Linked DNA regions of Homo sapiens: all the other regions are linked to region 1. A link is an interaction called in ENCODE POLR2A ChIA-PET data of the cell type or tissue named here. Cell type or tissue: HepG2. All regions are shown on one strand. Each heading gives the region's core, and the rest is flanking DNA. Links, peaks and the distances in the headings are about the cores only. Region 1 overlaps TGOLN2 (trans-golgi network protein 2). Region 2 overlaps GGCX (gamma-glutamyl carboxylase). Region 3 holds the start of SH2D6 (SH2 domain containing 6).

What was found. Peaks named below come from ENCODE experiments on the same cell type or tissue, not always from the same donor. Only the 100,000 strongest peaks of a DNase experiment are listed, where the experiment ranks them.
Region 2: POLR2A ChIA-PET joins it to region 1 with 23 read pairs; 23 of 35 experiments call an interaction of 5 or more read pairs at or near these places.
Region 3: POLR2A ChIA-PET joins it to region 1 with 10 read pairs; 19 of 35 experiments call an interaction of 5 or more read pairs at or near these places.

The regions. Positions count from the first base shown.
Region 1 is chr2:85,322,800-85,327,479 of GRCh38, reverse strand. It overlaps TGOLN2 (trans-golgi network protein 2), which reads left to right. Exons shown (of 4, transcript NM_006464.4): 2 at 1-972; 3 at 2,482-2,565. Among named protein-coding and RNA genes, the nearest start is that of TGOLN2, 2.8 kb to the left of the region's middle. RefSeq lists enhancers at 299-478, 719-888. In HepG2, for the core only: no CTCF peak of the experiment used is centred there; DNase peaks (open chromatin) are centred at 919 and 2,429; H3K4me3 peaks cover 2,572 bases.
Region 2 is chr2:85,556,230-85,560,229 of GRCh38, reverse strand. It overlaps GGCX (gamma-glutamyl carboxylase), which reads left to right. Exons shown (of 15, transcript NM_000821.7): 3 at 1,155-1,313; 4 at 1,625-1,790; 5 at 3,970-4,000. Among named protein-coding and RNA genes, the nearest start is that of GGCX, 3.3 kb to the left of the region's middle. In HepG2, for the core only: no CTCF peak of the experiment used is centred there; DNase peaks (open chromatin) are centred at 339 and 1,829; H3K4me3 peaks cover 1,186 bases.
Region 3 is chr2:85,417,434-85,422,113 of GRCh38, reverse strand. It overlaps SH2D6 (SH2 domain containing 6), which reads right to left and starts at 3,400. Exons shown (of 24, transcript NM_001394463.1): 1 at 3,184-3,400; 2 at 2,870-3,085. It also overlaps a transcript of CAPG not described here. RefSeq lists enhancers at 1,402-1,551, 3,780-3,939, 3,418-3,953, 3,950-4,059. In HepG2, for the core only: a CTCF peak has its summit at 1,272 (motif pointing left); DNase peaks (open chromatin) are centred at 593, 1,263, 2,083, 3,523 and 2 weaker places; H3K4me3 peaks cover 3,908 bases.

The DNA.
Region 1 (4,680 bases), core at 297-4,296:
GGTGCGGAGGCAAAGACCCAAAAAGACAGCTCCAACAAGTCGGGTGCGGAGGCAAAGACCCAAAAAGGCAGCACTAGCAAGTCGGGTTCGGAGGCGCAGACCACAAAAGACAGCACTAGTAAGTCGCATCCGGAGCTGCAGACTCCAAAAGACAGCACTGGCAAATCGGGTGCGGAGGCGCAGACCCCAGAAGACAGCCCCAACAGGTCGGGTGCGGAGGCAAAGACCCAAAAAGACAGCCCTAGCAAGTCAGGTTCGGAGGCGCAGACCACAAAAGATGTCCCTAATAAGTCGGGTGCGGACGGCCAGACCCCAAAAGACGGCTCCAGCAAGTCGGGTGCGGAGGATCAGACCCCAAAAGACGTCCCTAACAAGTCGGGTGCGGAGAAGCAGACTCCAAAAGACGGCTCTAACAAGTCCGGTGCAGAGGAGCAGGGCCCAATAGACGGGCCCAGCAAGTCGGGTGCGGAGGAGCAGACCTCAAAAGACAGCCCTAACAAGGTGGTTCCAGAGCAGCCTTCCCGGAAAGACCATTCCAAGCCCATCTCCAACCCTTCTGATAACAAGGAGCTCCCCAAGGCTGACACAAACCAGCTTGCTGACAAAGGGAAGCTTTCTCCTCATGCTTTCAAAACCGAATCTGGGGAGGAAACTGACCTCATTTCTCCCCCGCAGGAGGAAGTTAAGTCTTCAGAGCCTACTGAGGATGTGGAGCCCAAAGAGGCTGAAGATGATGATACAGGACCCGAGGAGGGCTCACCGCCCAAAGAAGAGAAAGAAAAGATGTCCGGTTCTGCCTCCAGTGAGAACCGTGAAGGGACACTTTCGGATTCCACGGGTAGCGAGAAGGATGACCTTTATCCGAACGGTTCTGGAAATGGCAGCGCGGAGAGCAGCCACTTCTTTGCATATCTGGTGACTGCAGCCATTCTTGTGGCTGTCCTCTATATCGCTCATCACAACAAGCGGAAGGTAAGTCGACAGCGGCCTTCCGGAGGGGAGTGGGGTTTCCAGCACCCTGGAAGCTTGGGTGTGGGTGGGTATCCCGTCACTAGATGCCCGTGAGCACTGGGGACTTTAAAACAAACTTCAGTTTTTTCCTCAGGCCCTATTAGGCCTCTTTACTCTTGTTTTGTTAATCGTGTTTTCATCCTGTCACCTGTTTACTCTGAGTGTCCTCTGCTACTGCATTAGGAGCCAAGTTAGGACATTATTAGGATCTGACCTGACTTGGAATCTCCTCCCATAACTTTGCACTTAGGTCCTTCACAGCCTCAGAGGACCTGAGTACTTGACAGTTAAAGCACGTACCTTCCATCCTATTTCCCTTCTTGAGACGATATGTCATTTCTAGCTTCCTTTCCCAACATTCTCTCTTCCATCAGCAGTGGCACAAAGAATGGTTTCAATTACTGCGTCTTCGATACCAGGACCAAAGAGCCCAGGGACTTCTGCAATTAATAATAATTAGAAGAAAGCCCAGAAATTGCACAGACACGTACACCTGTTACTTTTTCATCAGGGTTTGGTCTGTTTATTAGCAACCACTCTAATGACAAAATGATTGCATTTCATATTGAGCCCCCAACATTTAGAAGCTAGTTTCTGTAACCTGCTTAAAATTGGAGAGTCCAATTCTGGCCATAAGGCCTATGGCTATAAAGAATAAAGGGGAAGACCTTTAGTAAAAATGTGCATTCCTGGCCCGGTGCAGTGGCTCCTGCCTCTAATCCCAGCACTTTGGGAGGCCGAGGCAGGAGGATCGCTTGAGCCCAGGAGTCCGAGACCAGCCTGGCCAACATAGCAAGACCTCGTCTCTACATATAATAAAAAAATTAGCCAGATGTGGTGGTGGACGTGTGTGGTCCCAGCTACTCAGGAGGCTGAAGTGGGAGGATGGCTTGACTGTGGGAGGTCGAGGCTTCAGTGAGCCATGATCACGCCATTGCACTCCAGCCCGGGTGACAGAGTGAGACCTTGCCTCTAAGAAAAAAAAAAAGTGTATTTCTTATTCTATGTCCAAGTGTCCATTATGCAGGGTAACCTTAGTCATGAAATGAGATTGATAAAGAATGTAGTTGATGTAGCATCGTGGGGTGAAAAAGTACATTTGTAGATAGGAAATTCTGATTATGACTTTTTTTAAAGGAATGTCCTATATCCTAGATATCTCTAGGAAGGAGTTGATAGATCTTTGACTGTGTACCTTTGAATAAATCAAACAGACTTCCTCCCACACGCTAGAGCTCAGACAGCCTTCTATTTGTTATTTCCTATTAAGCAATACAAAGGATTCTGATGTAATTAGGCTCTGTCTTTCTTAAAATGGTTATAGTTTAAATAGACCTCTGTGAGTGTACTGCTCTTTCTACAGTCAGGGTCATTAACAAATATGCTACCAGGTGACTGCCTCTGAGTTCAGAGACTGAACTATGTCATTACAGAGCCACCTGTTAATCATTTTCTTTTTCCTTTCCTCAGATCATTGCTTTTGTCCTGGAAGGAAAAAGATCTAAAGTCACCCGGCGGCCAAAGGCCAGTGACTACCAACGTTTGGACCAGAAGGTAAGGAAGGAGGAGCCAGGTCCATGGGAGGGATAGGAGGGATAGGCAACGTCAGATGGACCCAGTAGTGGGCTTGCATTTGCCATGAAGCAGCAGTGGCTGATTCTGGGGATGCGGTTGCTGTTGCTGTTGCATTCGCCCTTTTTAGACAACAAACTAGAAACATCTAGATACACATATCTGTGACGTTAGAGCTAGCAGAGACCTTGGAATACTCTACAGCAGCTACCTCCCTTCACAGATGAGGAAATAGGCCCACGCAGAAACACTCTTTTTTTTTTTTTTCCGCTAAGTTTCTACTGCAAGTTAGTGGCAAACTCAGGACCTGATAGCAACTCCCTAGTCTCCCAGTCCTGAGCTTTCTGCATTCTGCCAGCGCTCCATAAACTTTAATAGGCATTTGAATCACCTTGGGGAATTTTGATAAAAAGCATTATCTGATTCATTAGATGTGGGGTGGAGCCTATATTTCTACATTCTTTTTTTTTTTTTTGGAGATGGAGTTTTGCTCTTGTTGCCCAGGCTGGAGTACAATGGTGCAATCTCGGCTCACTACAACCTCTGCTGCCTGGGTTCAAGCGATTCTTCTGCCTCAGCCTCCCGAGTAGCTAGGATTACAGGCGCCACCACCACGTCCAGCTAATTTTGTATTTTTAGTAGAGATGGGTTTCTCCATGTTGGTCAGGCTGGTCTCGAACTCCCAACCTCAGGTGATCCGCCCGCCTCGACCTCCCAAAGTGCTGAGATTACAGGCATAAGCCACCGTGCCTGGCCTGTGTCTACATTCTTAGGAAGTTCCCAGGTGAAACCAAATGCCACTGGATCCACACTTTGTGTGGTAAAGTGCTAGACTGTGCTCCCTGGAAACACGAGCCTGGAAGCACATAGGCCTCCAACTCCCCACATCAGCCTGGCTTAAGCACCGTAGGCTGGAGTTCCTGAGTACAGCCAATCCATTCCTCTGTCAGACAGATAAGCCCTCCTTCCACCCCATGGCAGCAGAGCTAAGCAAGGGTCTCTCTAAAGACAACCTGTCTAAGCAGGAAGACTGTACTCTCACTGCGTTGCTACCAGCATGCACCCTTCCTTCTGCTTTCAGCATAGCAACAGCCAGGACATTGGCAAAGAACCATTGGTGGCCCAACTATGAATTGTTCCCAGACTTCCTGCAGGGAACACGATTCTCTTGCACAACTCAATATTAGCTACAGAACGAGCCACTGAGCTCAGAATATCTTTGCTAACTAGTCCAGTAGGCTAGCTTTACAATTTAGCTCTGGACTACTGCCTTTTCAGATAATTGACTTTAAGGGTTTTCCCCCTTTTATGATTTTTGTTTGTTTGTTTTTGAGACGGAGTCTTGCTGTGTCGTCCAGGCTGGAGTGCAGTGGCACAATCTTGGCTCACTGCAACCTCCACCACCCGGGTTCAAGCAGTTCTCCCTCTTCAGCCTCCCGAGTAGGTGGGATTACAGGCGCCCACCACCACGCCCAGCTAATTTTTAGATTTTTAGTAGAGATGGGGTTTCACCCTTTTGGCCAGGCTGGTCTTGAACTGCTGACCTCAAATGATCCACCCACCTCAGCCTCCCAGAGTGCTGGGATTACAGGCGTGAGCCACCACACATGGCTTATGATTTTTAAAAAAATACACATGTGGCTGGGCATAGTGGTTCACGCCTGTAATCCCAACAGTTTGGGAGGCAGATCACCTGAGGTCAGGAGTTCTAGATCAGTCTGGCCAACATGGTGAAATACCATCTCTACTAAAAATACAAAAATTAGCTGGGCATGGTAATCCCAGCTACTACTGAGGAAGCCGAGGTGGGAGAATCGCTTGAACTTCGGAGGCAGAGGTTGCAGTGAGCCAAGATCATGCCACTGCACTCCAGCCTGGGCAACAGAGCAAGACTCCGTCTCAAAAAAGAAGAAAACCACCACCAACAAAAAACACATGTAAATAATTCACAACAGTACAGAACAGTATGAAGCAGAAGCCAGGATTCCTCTCTCTCCATCAAGTGTATATCTTTCTAGTGTTAGGTTTCATTTCAAACTTTAAAAATCATTTTGTGTGCTATTTTAATTAATTGCTGTTTCTGTGGTGGTGGGTCAG
Region 2 (4,000 bases), core at 1-4,000, 230 kb before region 1:
TCAGAGAAACAGAGCAGGGGGCCACAGGGACCATACCTTTTGGCTGTGACTCCCTAATCAAGAGCTTCTTAACTGAGGCCGCAGCATGGTGTGCTTGGAATGGTTTACAGATGTGCAGAGATATTAGTCCCCTTAGCCCAGTAGTTCTCAACTGGAGGGAGTTTTGCTCCCTGGGAGACATTTGGCAATGTTTAGAGACATTTTTAGTTGTCACAACTTGGGGGAGGAAGAATAGGTGGCTGCTGGCATCTCTATAGAGGTCAGGGAGTGCTCCTAAATGTCCTGTAGTGCATTGGATAATCCCCTCAATAAATAATTAACCAGCCCAAAATGTGACTAGTCCTGAAGTTGAGAAACCCTGCTTTATCTCAAGCTGGCTTCCTGATCTGAGTAGCCTCTTCTGTTTATTCCCAGGGTGTTGACGAAATGCAACTGTTTTTGGAGTGTGCCAGGAAGCAGAAAAGGTTGAGAAGCACTCCCAGAGCACTTTCTTTCTTTCTTTCTTTCTTTTTTTGAGACGGAGTTTCGATCTTGTTGCCCAGGCTGGAGTGCAATGGTGTGATCTCGGCTCACTGCAACCTCCGCCTCCCAGGTTCAAGTGATTCTCCTGCTTCAGCTTCCCGAGTAGCTGGGATTACAGGCATGCGCCACCACACCTGGCTAATTTTTTTGTATTTTAAGTAGAGACGGGGTTTTTCCATGTTGGTCAGGCTGGTTTCGAACTCCCAACCTCAGGTGATCTGCCCACCTCAGCCTCCTAAAGTGCTGGGATTACAGGCGTGAGCCACCGTGCCTGGCCTCCCAGAGCACTTTCTGAAGCTCAATAGGATGGATCTTTATAGCTGTCAAGACCCTAACAGTTTTTATAGCATTTTGTGCATTTCTGTAATTTAATCCTCTCTGTAGTCCTGTGATGTATTCCCCTTCTCACAAATGGGGAATTGGTTAACCGAGCTGCAGGGGCTGTTCTAGATGGCACAACAGATGTAGTACTGTGCAGAGTAGGCACTCAATAATTAATACTGAATAAATGGCAGAGCCAAGATTAGAAAAGAAGTCTGACCCTGGAGCTGCACACTGTCAACTGTGTTCCACTGTATTCTACTGCTTCCTTAGCTGAGGCCCAATGACCAACTCCCCTATTGCCTTCTTAGGGTTCTTGATGGTGCTAGACATTCCCCAGGAGCGGGGGCTCAGCTCTCTGGACCGGAAATACCTTGATGGGCTGGATGTGTGCCGCTTCCCCTTGCTGGATGCCCTACGCCCACTGCCACTTGACTGGATGTATCTTGTCTACACCATCATGTTTCTGGGTGAGGGGAACTGTGGGAAATATTGACTGGCCTGCCAGAAACACAGAAATAGAAGCATGCTGGTGAATGGTCAAAGTCTTTGGCACCTTATTTCACTTCTGCTGTGATCAATTTCATGCTGTTGACCTGTGTGTCACTTAAGCTGTGATCCCATAATTCTTTTTAAAATATTAAAATAACATTTAATTTTCATTTAGTTTTATGTGATTATACAATGCTTGATTTTTCTTAATTCCAACCATATCCTGGTCCAGGGAAACTGGGCCTGTGGTGATCTCTTGACCTCTTAATCCTCTCCCTACAAATCCCAGGGGCACTGGGCATGATGCTGGGCCTGTGCTACCGGATAAGCTGTGTGTTATTCCTGCTGCCATACTGGTATGTGTTTCTCCTGGACAAGACATCATGGAACAACCACTCCTATCTGTATGGGTTGTTGGCCTTTCAGCTAACATTCATGGATGCAAACCACTACTGGTATGAGTCAGGGGGGACAAAGGGGAGGGGTTGGCTGGGTCAGGATGGTTATCAGAGATAGGGGCCCAGTGAGGTTCTGGAATTTTTCAGTCATGTTTGCAAAGTATGGTTACAAGGTCACTTTGATCTAGGTGGATTTGGGAGGGGAAAGGGCCAACTAGTTGGAGCGCTTGGGATGACACAAAGCAAAATGGCTCCATCCCACCCCTTCAGTCTTTCCCTATCTCCCCAGGTGCCTTGATTTATTCACCTCTTGTAACCCTCTTAGAGAGAAAAACAGAATACTAAAGCCAGACATGGCTGTTTTCAGATACTTTAAGGGTGGTTATGTAGAAGAGGGAGCAGACTTTCTCTGTGTGAGTCCAGAAGGGCAGAGTTAGAGCCAAAAGTAGAAGTTGCTGTGAGGCAGAGATCATGTCAGGAGAAGAGGGCCCACCAGGGCTGCTCAGCATTGCTGTTCTCGGAGGAGGTAACCCTTCCCCATTTCTGGCTTAGGTGACTGTCTCTAAGGGGAGGTGGAGAAGGGATTTGGAGATAAGGTGGTGGGGCAGTTGACCTTAAGGATTCTTTATATGTTGAGTGAAAAGTAATAAAATAGGTGTCAATAACATGAGTATGGGGAAAAAAACTCAAACATTGAATTCATTAACAGTCATTAAGTTTTATTTATTTTTCTTTTTATTTATTTATTTTTAAATAGAGATGGGGTCTCGCTTTGTTGCCCAGGCTGGTCTTGAACTTCTGGGCTCAAGCAGTCCTCCCACCTCGGCCTCCCAAAGTGCTGGGATTACAGGCATGAGCCACTGTGTCCGGCCTATTTGTTAATACACACATACAAAACCCCTTTGGTAAAACTTGAAACTCATTCAGAATGGCCAGCTCTGATCATAGAGAATTAAGAGGCAGTTTTGATAGAATATCTCTGAAAAGTTCCGTTGTGGGGATATTTGTTGAGATGGCATCTCACTGTGTCGCCCAGGCTAGAGTGCAGTGGCGTGATCATAGCTCACTGCAGCCTCAACCTTCTTGTGTTTAGGTGATCCTTCCATCTCAGCCTCCTGAGTAGCTGGAACAACAGGTGTGTGCCACCACACTCAGCTAATTTTTAAAATTTTTTGTAGAGATGGGATCTCACTATGTTGCTCAGGCTAGTCAGAAGTTCCATTTTTATGACTTTATGCATTTTGAAAAAATCACTTATCATTTATTCAGGGTTTTCCACATCGCAGGCACTATACTAAATATTTAGAGTTTTTCCTCATTAAAACCCTGTAAGGTCGATGGTGCTGTTCACATTTTATGTTTTTTGGAGTCAGGGTCTTGCTCTGTCACTGAGGCCAGAATGCAGTGGTGCAGTCATAGCTCACTGCAACCTCAAACTCCTGGGCTCCAGAGATTCTCTCGCTTTAGCTTCCCAAAATGTTGGTATTATAGGTATGAACTACTGAGCCTGGCCTGTTCACATTTTAAAGATAAAGAAGCTAAGTATTATTGACGAGTGAAGAATTTGCCTAAGGTCAGCTAGCAGTTAAGAAACAGAAGTGAGTCCAGGTGTTCATGACTGCAGAGTCCAGTGCTCTTGACCACAGTGTAAGCTGCCCCTTTCCCAGCTTCTACTTCTTGAAAACTTGCTTTGCTTCTGCTTCCCCAGAGTACATCTGGTGTTAGTAGCCTGGGTCTAATCAGTTCTCTTCCAGAATACAAGCTGTTAGCAGGAACCCTCTTATACTGGATCCTGGCACCCAGGTCTATGAAATGTTAGTTTATGTTGTGTGTTACTCTGCTGTTGAGGGTTTTCATTTTTTTTTAAAGATAATACACCGCATATTTATTTACACATACATAGCTTTTCAAACACTCCATCAAATTCCTCCCCTTTTTCAGTAATTTTCTAGTATTGTAGTCCTTTTTTCCTGATTTGATCCATTAGAACAAACTCAACTGGGAGCTAACAAGAAATACTGAACTTTTTGCTGTTATAACTTAGTAGCAATATTTCTTCTATGACTTGTATAATCATGTTAGAATTTGCTCATATAATTCTAAAAGGTCTCAGAATAACCAGGGAGGATATGGGAGATGTGCCCAGGATAGATAGGATTATCGTGTATAAAAGGAAGGATGGAGATGTAGCTGCATTAAGCAGCTCCCCCCTCAATGTTTACCTCCCTCGGTGTAGGTCTGTGGACGGTCTGCTGAATGCCCATAGG
Region 3 (4,680 bases), core at 189-4,188, 95 kb before region 1:
TACCCCCAAAATGGCAATATCCTCTTCACAGATGTCCCCGTCTCCCAGAGCCCAGCCCTCTCCCTTCCACCTTGGCTCTTTATCCTGCACTCAGCCACAGTCTCTTTAGCTGTCTTTCAGCTTGATCCATTCCCCCGCTGCCCAGATTCTGCCCCCAAGAGAGCCCAGGAGGTGACCAAGTACACAGGATACACAGGTGAGGTTGGGTGTGGGGGAGAGTGGTTGCAAACACAGTGTGACATGGCTTCTTTCCACCCTTTCTAATCTCCACCAGGCCCTTCTTATCTGGAGTGTACATTTGCTATTCCTCCTCTGGAACATCCTGGCCCCTTTCCTCCCTCCTCCTGCAGGCCCCAGCTTAGGTGACCCTTCCTCAGCAGTGGAGGTCCCAGACCAGGACAGTCTCCTACCCCGCTCTCTGAGCTCCCACCATAATTAAACCTACAGGTTTATTTCACAGCTAGACTGTAAACTCCCACACTCGACTGCACGCTATGTAAATGGGCAGCCACTGTGTCTGCTAGGTTCACGGCCAAATTCCAAGTGCCGGGCCCACAGTCTGGCACACAGCAGGCTCTCAATCAATATTTGTTGTAGCTGCTATTCAAACCTTACTCATTCTTTACAGGTTGCGCAAAGCCTGCCTCTCTGCAAACATCTTTGGTCTCTCTTCTCTGAAAGGCCCGTGTCTTGCCCATTTCCTGTCCATATGTCTTCGACTACCGGGCCTAGGCTGAGGCACAATCCCCCGAGGTCCCGGCTGTTTATCTGCTGAAAACCTTTTTCCCCAGCGCAGATGGATCACCAAGGACTCCCTCACACTCACTTTCTCTGGTTCTCTGGATACCTCTGGCCGACCTTCCCCACCCCACTGGGTCCTTTCCTCAATTTGCCTTCCTTAGCGGGAGCGGCCGGCGTCTGTTCCTCCCCTACACTCTCCCTCCTCCACCAAATGTAACATGGCCCTGCTTAGGCTTCCTTCTTCAGCACAGAGCCTGGGAGCCAAGCTTCTCCTGTTCCCAGCTGGTCTTCTACCCTCCCCGTTAGGAGAGACTGGACACAGTGGCTCCCCGACGTCTCCAACCCCACCTCCTTCCTTGATGGGCCTGGAGGGCCCTGAGATCACCCTCCCTCCCTTTTACCAACAGAAAAGCCGAGGCCAGAGAAGAATGGATGCTGGCCAAGGCCATATGATGTACACAGAGCCAAAGCCACAGTCCCCTCACCCCGTCCCGGGCCACTGTGGGGACCTAAGCAGTCGTTCCACGGGAGAGGGCGACCCCTGGTGGTGAGGAGGGGCATGGCAGCCTGTCGCTCATTTCCTGGGCCCGGAGGCTGACGGTGGAAGGGGCGTGGCCTGGAGGACCACCGACCCAGGCTTTAGTTATCAGGAAGGTAAATGAAGGCAAGGCCCGCAGAGCGAAAGAACGTGGGAAGTTAGGACAAGTTTTGCTGGGCTTTGCCCTTCCTTAGCCACATTCCCTGTAATGACCTAACAACACTGCTCTGTGACTTTAACTGCACCCTGCTGATTGCTGGTTGGATCTTCAGGGAGCAGGAATGGGCATTCAACAGCTTTTGGCACACTGCATGTCCCAAGGGTCATTACTGACTTGAGGGTCTGGTGCGAAGCCCTGGAATGCAGAAGCTCACATTCTGATAATAAGATTTCTAATAATAAGAGAATGGGCTCAGTCCGGGCACGGTGGCTCATGCCTGTAATCCCGGCACTTTGGGAGGCCAAGGTGGGCTGATCACCTGAGGTCAGGAGTTCGAGACCAGCCTGGCCAACATGGTGAAACCCCGTCTCTACTAAAAATACGAAAATTAGCCAGGCGTGGTAGTGTGCGCCTGTGATCCCATAATCCCAGCTACTGAGGCTGAGGCAGGCTGAGGCAGGAGAACCGCTTAAGCCCGGGAGGCAGAGGTTGCAGTGGACCGAGATTGCGCCACTGCACTCCAGCCTGGGAGACAGAGCGAGACTCTGTCTCAGGAAACAAACAAACAAACAAACAAACAAAACAGAACGGGCTCTTATTAAAGAGTCCAGGGACTGAGTCAATAGCTGTCTCCAAGTTTCTATGGTACCTATCTCTCCTCTCTAGGGGCAAAAGGGCTACTCAACAAAAGGCTGATTGTTTTAACAGAAACACTCAGAAAACCAAACCTTTGAGAACTTCCCAGGCAGAAATAGGCATGCTTAGAGACCACGCGACCAGTTAATATGAACCCCACATCTGCTATCAAGAGAATCTGGGCAATCTACTTTGAATATCCCTTTTGGAGCTGTTTCTAGGTGTTTAGAGATCAAATGAAATATTTCTAGGAAGTAGCTCGCCTCGAACTAACCACACAAGAATGAAATCTCACTGACTTACAAGGTCATGGCTAAACCTTCATTGACTAGGTATTTTCCTCCTTCCTTGATGATCCAGTATGTAGCAGTATATGCCCAGATCAGGAAGTGTAAAAGCTGAAAATGGAGTTGGAGACAGAAAGTCCAATGTGTTGCTGGCCACTGTGGTGTCACTGCTCCCGATACAGGTGTAACCTGAGTCTCCCGCTTGGGAGCCAGAAATCAGCTGAGAAGAGGCCTCTGGAAAGAGGCTGCCCTGGCCCAGAAGGGTGGATGAAGTAGGGCCTCAGCACAGCTCATCCTACCGAGCAGGCCGGACCCTGAGTTCCTGGCTTGCACTGAAGGGTCTGGGTAAGTCCCTTCTGTAGCGCCTCAGAAGCTCCTTGGGCAACCTGGGAAGTTAGGACAAGAGCTCTGACATTTGACCCTGAGGTGTGAGGAGAGTGCTTTGAGAGAGAGGATGCTGAATGCGAGCGCCCTGGTTATTACCTCCTGGCAGCCTCCTAACCTCACCTTGACTCTGCCATGTAAAATTGATGCCTGGGCGCAGGGCGCCGACGATGGTCAGATACCGCGGCCTGCACACCCTGGGACCTACATCCCTGACCTGGAGGACCCAGGCCTTCCCCGGGCTTCACCACGAGTCCTGCCGGCCACACAGGGACCCTAACAGACCTAGTCCAGTCTCAGGGTCTGGGCTGCTCCTCCTTCCAGGAATGGGAGTTTGCTCTAGGCGATGGAGGAAGGGTTCAGGAGGCCACTCTGCCTGCTTAGCAGGCTGTGGGCCCAACCCCCCACCCACCATCTTCATCTCCCACGGCCCCAACCTCGTAGGGAGGGCAGGGCGGGGCTCAGGTTCGCAGAGAAGGAGGGCTCGGACCAGCGACTCCAGGGCAGAGGGGCGCGTGCAGGGGTGGGGAGCTGGGTTTGCGAGGAGAGAAGGCCATCTCTTCCCCAGCAGGGTAGCCCCCACCTAGCTACCGGGATCCCACCCTGGCTGGCGCAATCTTTGCGTCCGGATCAGCACCCAAGGCCCCGCCCAACGGCCCGCTGCCTGCCGGGATTTGTAGTTTGTAGGGGAGGGGCCAAAAGGCGCGCGCGCGCGCGTGTGTGTGTGTGCGTGTGTGACTGTGTGTTTGTGAGACTGTGTGTGTAAGTGTGTCCGGGGGTCTGTTGTGGTGCTCCCGTCCCCGAGGGCCCTCCGGACCTGGGCTCAGCAAAGGCACCACAGGCCGCAGCTTCCGAGACCCCGCCCCGCGGCCCACTGCCTGCTGGGATTTGTAGTTCTTAGGGGTCTAGGGCCCAGGCTGGGGCCGGGTTGGGGCCTTACACGCGTCCTGGCGTGTGGCTCTCCTGCGTCCTCGTTTTTCTCGTGAGCCCTGGATCTGGACAGTGGGCCCGGCGCGAGGCCCTCAACTCCGGCTGGGCTCCCGGTGGCACTTTCTGCCGACCCTGAGATGTACCCGCCACGCCTGCGGGACTGACCTCTAGGTGGGCAAACCGAGGCACAAAGAGGGGCGCGCTCTGGCCGGAGTCGGCCCTCTTGTGAGAATTTGGGCTGGGAGACCCAGCCCAGGCCTGGCAGGCAAGGCTGGGTCAGGCGAGGGTCCTGGGCCCTTTCGGTGTAAGAGTGTGCAAAATAATGAACAGGCCTGCCCAGGACTGGCTCTGCACATTAGCGCTAGTTACCTTACAGGCTTGACTGATCAGATTTTTATTTGGCACCACTACAGAGGGGAGCCCAGGGAGGGAGGAAGTCTCTCGTGACCAAGAAAACCTATGGTCCACCCTGGCCTACAACTCTGCTTTAACGACAAAAATAAACCGAGTTTGGGAGGGGGTGAGGAGGAGGGGTGTTTTGTAAACTGTGAAGTCCAGGTTATGAGTGAGGTGTTATTATCATCAGGATCAGACCTCAAAGCACTGGAGGAAAGGTCTGGGCCTTCAAGAGCCTCACCTCAAAAGGGAGGGTATGGCCGGGCGCAGTGGCTCACGCCTGTAATCCTAGCATTTTGGGAGGCTGAGGCAAGCAGATCACCTGAGGTCAGGGGTTCAAGACCAGCCTGGCCAACATGTCGAAACCCCATCTCTACTAAAAATAGAAAAAATTACCCGGGCGTGGTGGCACGTGCCTGTAATCCCAGCTACTCGGGAGGCTGAGGCAGGAGAATTGCTTGAACTCAGGAGGCGGAGTTTGCAGTGAGCCGAGATGGTGCCACTGCACTCCAGCCTGGGCAACAGAGCCAGACTCTGTCTCAAAAAAAAAAAAAAAAAAAAAAAGAGCTGAGATAGCTGTTTGCATGTGAAAGGACTCACAACTGGCA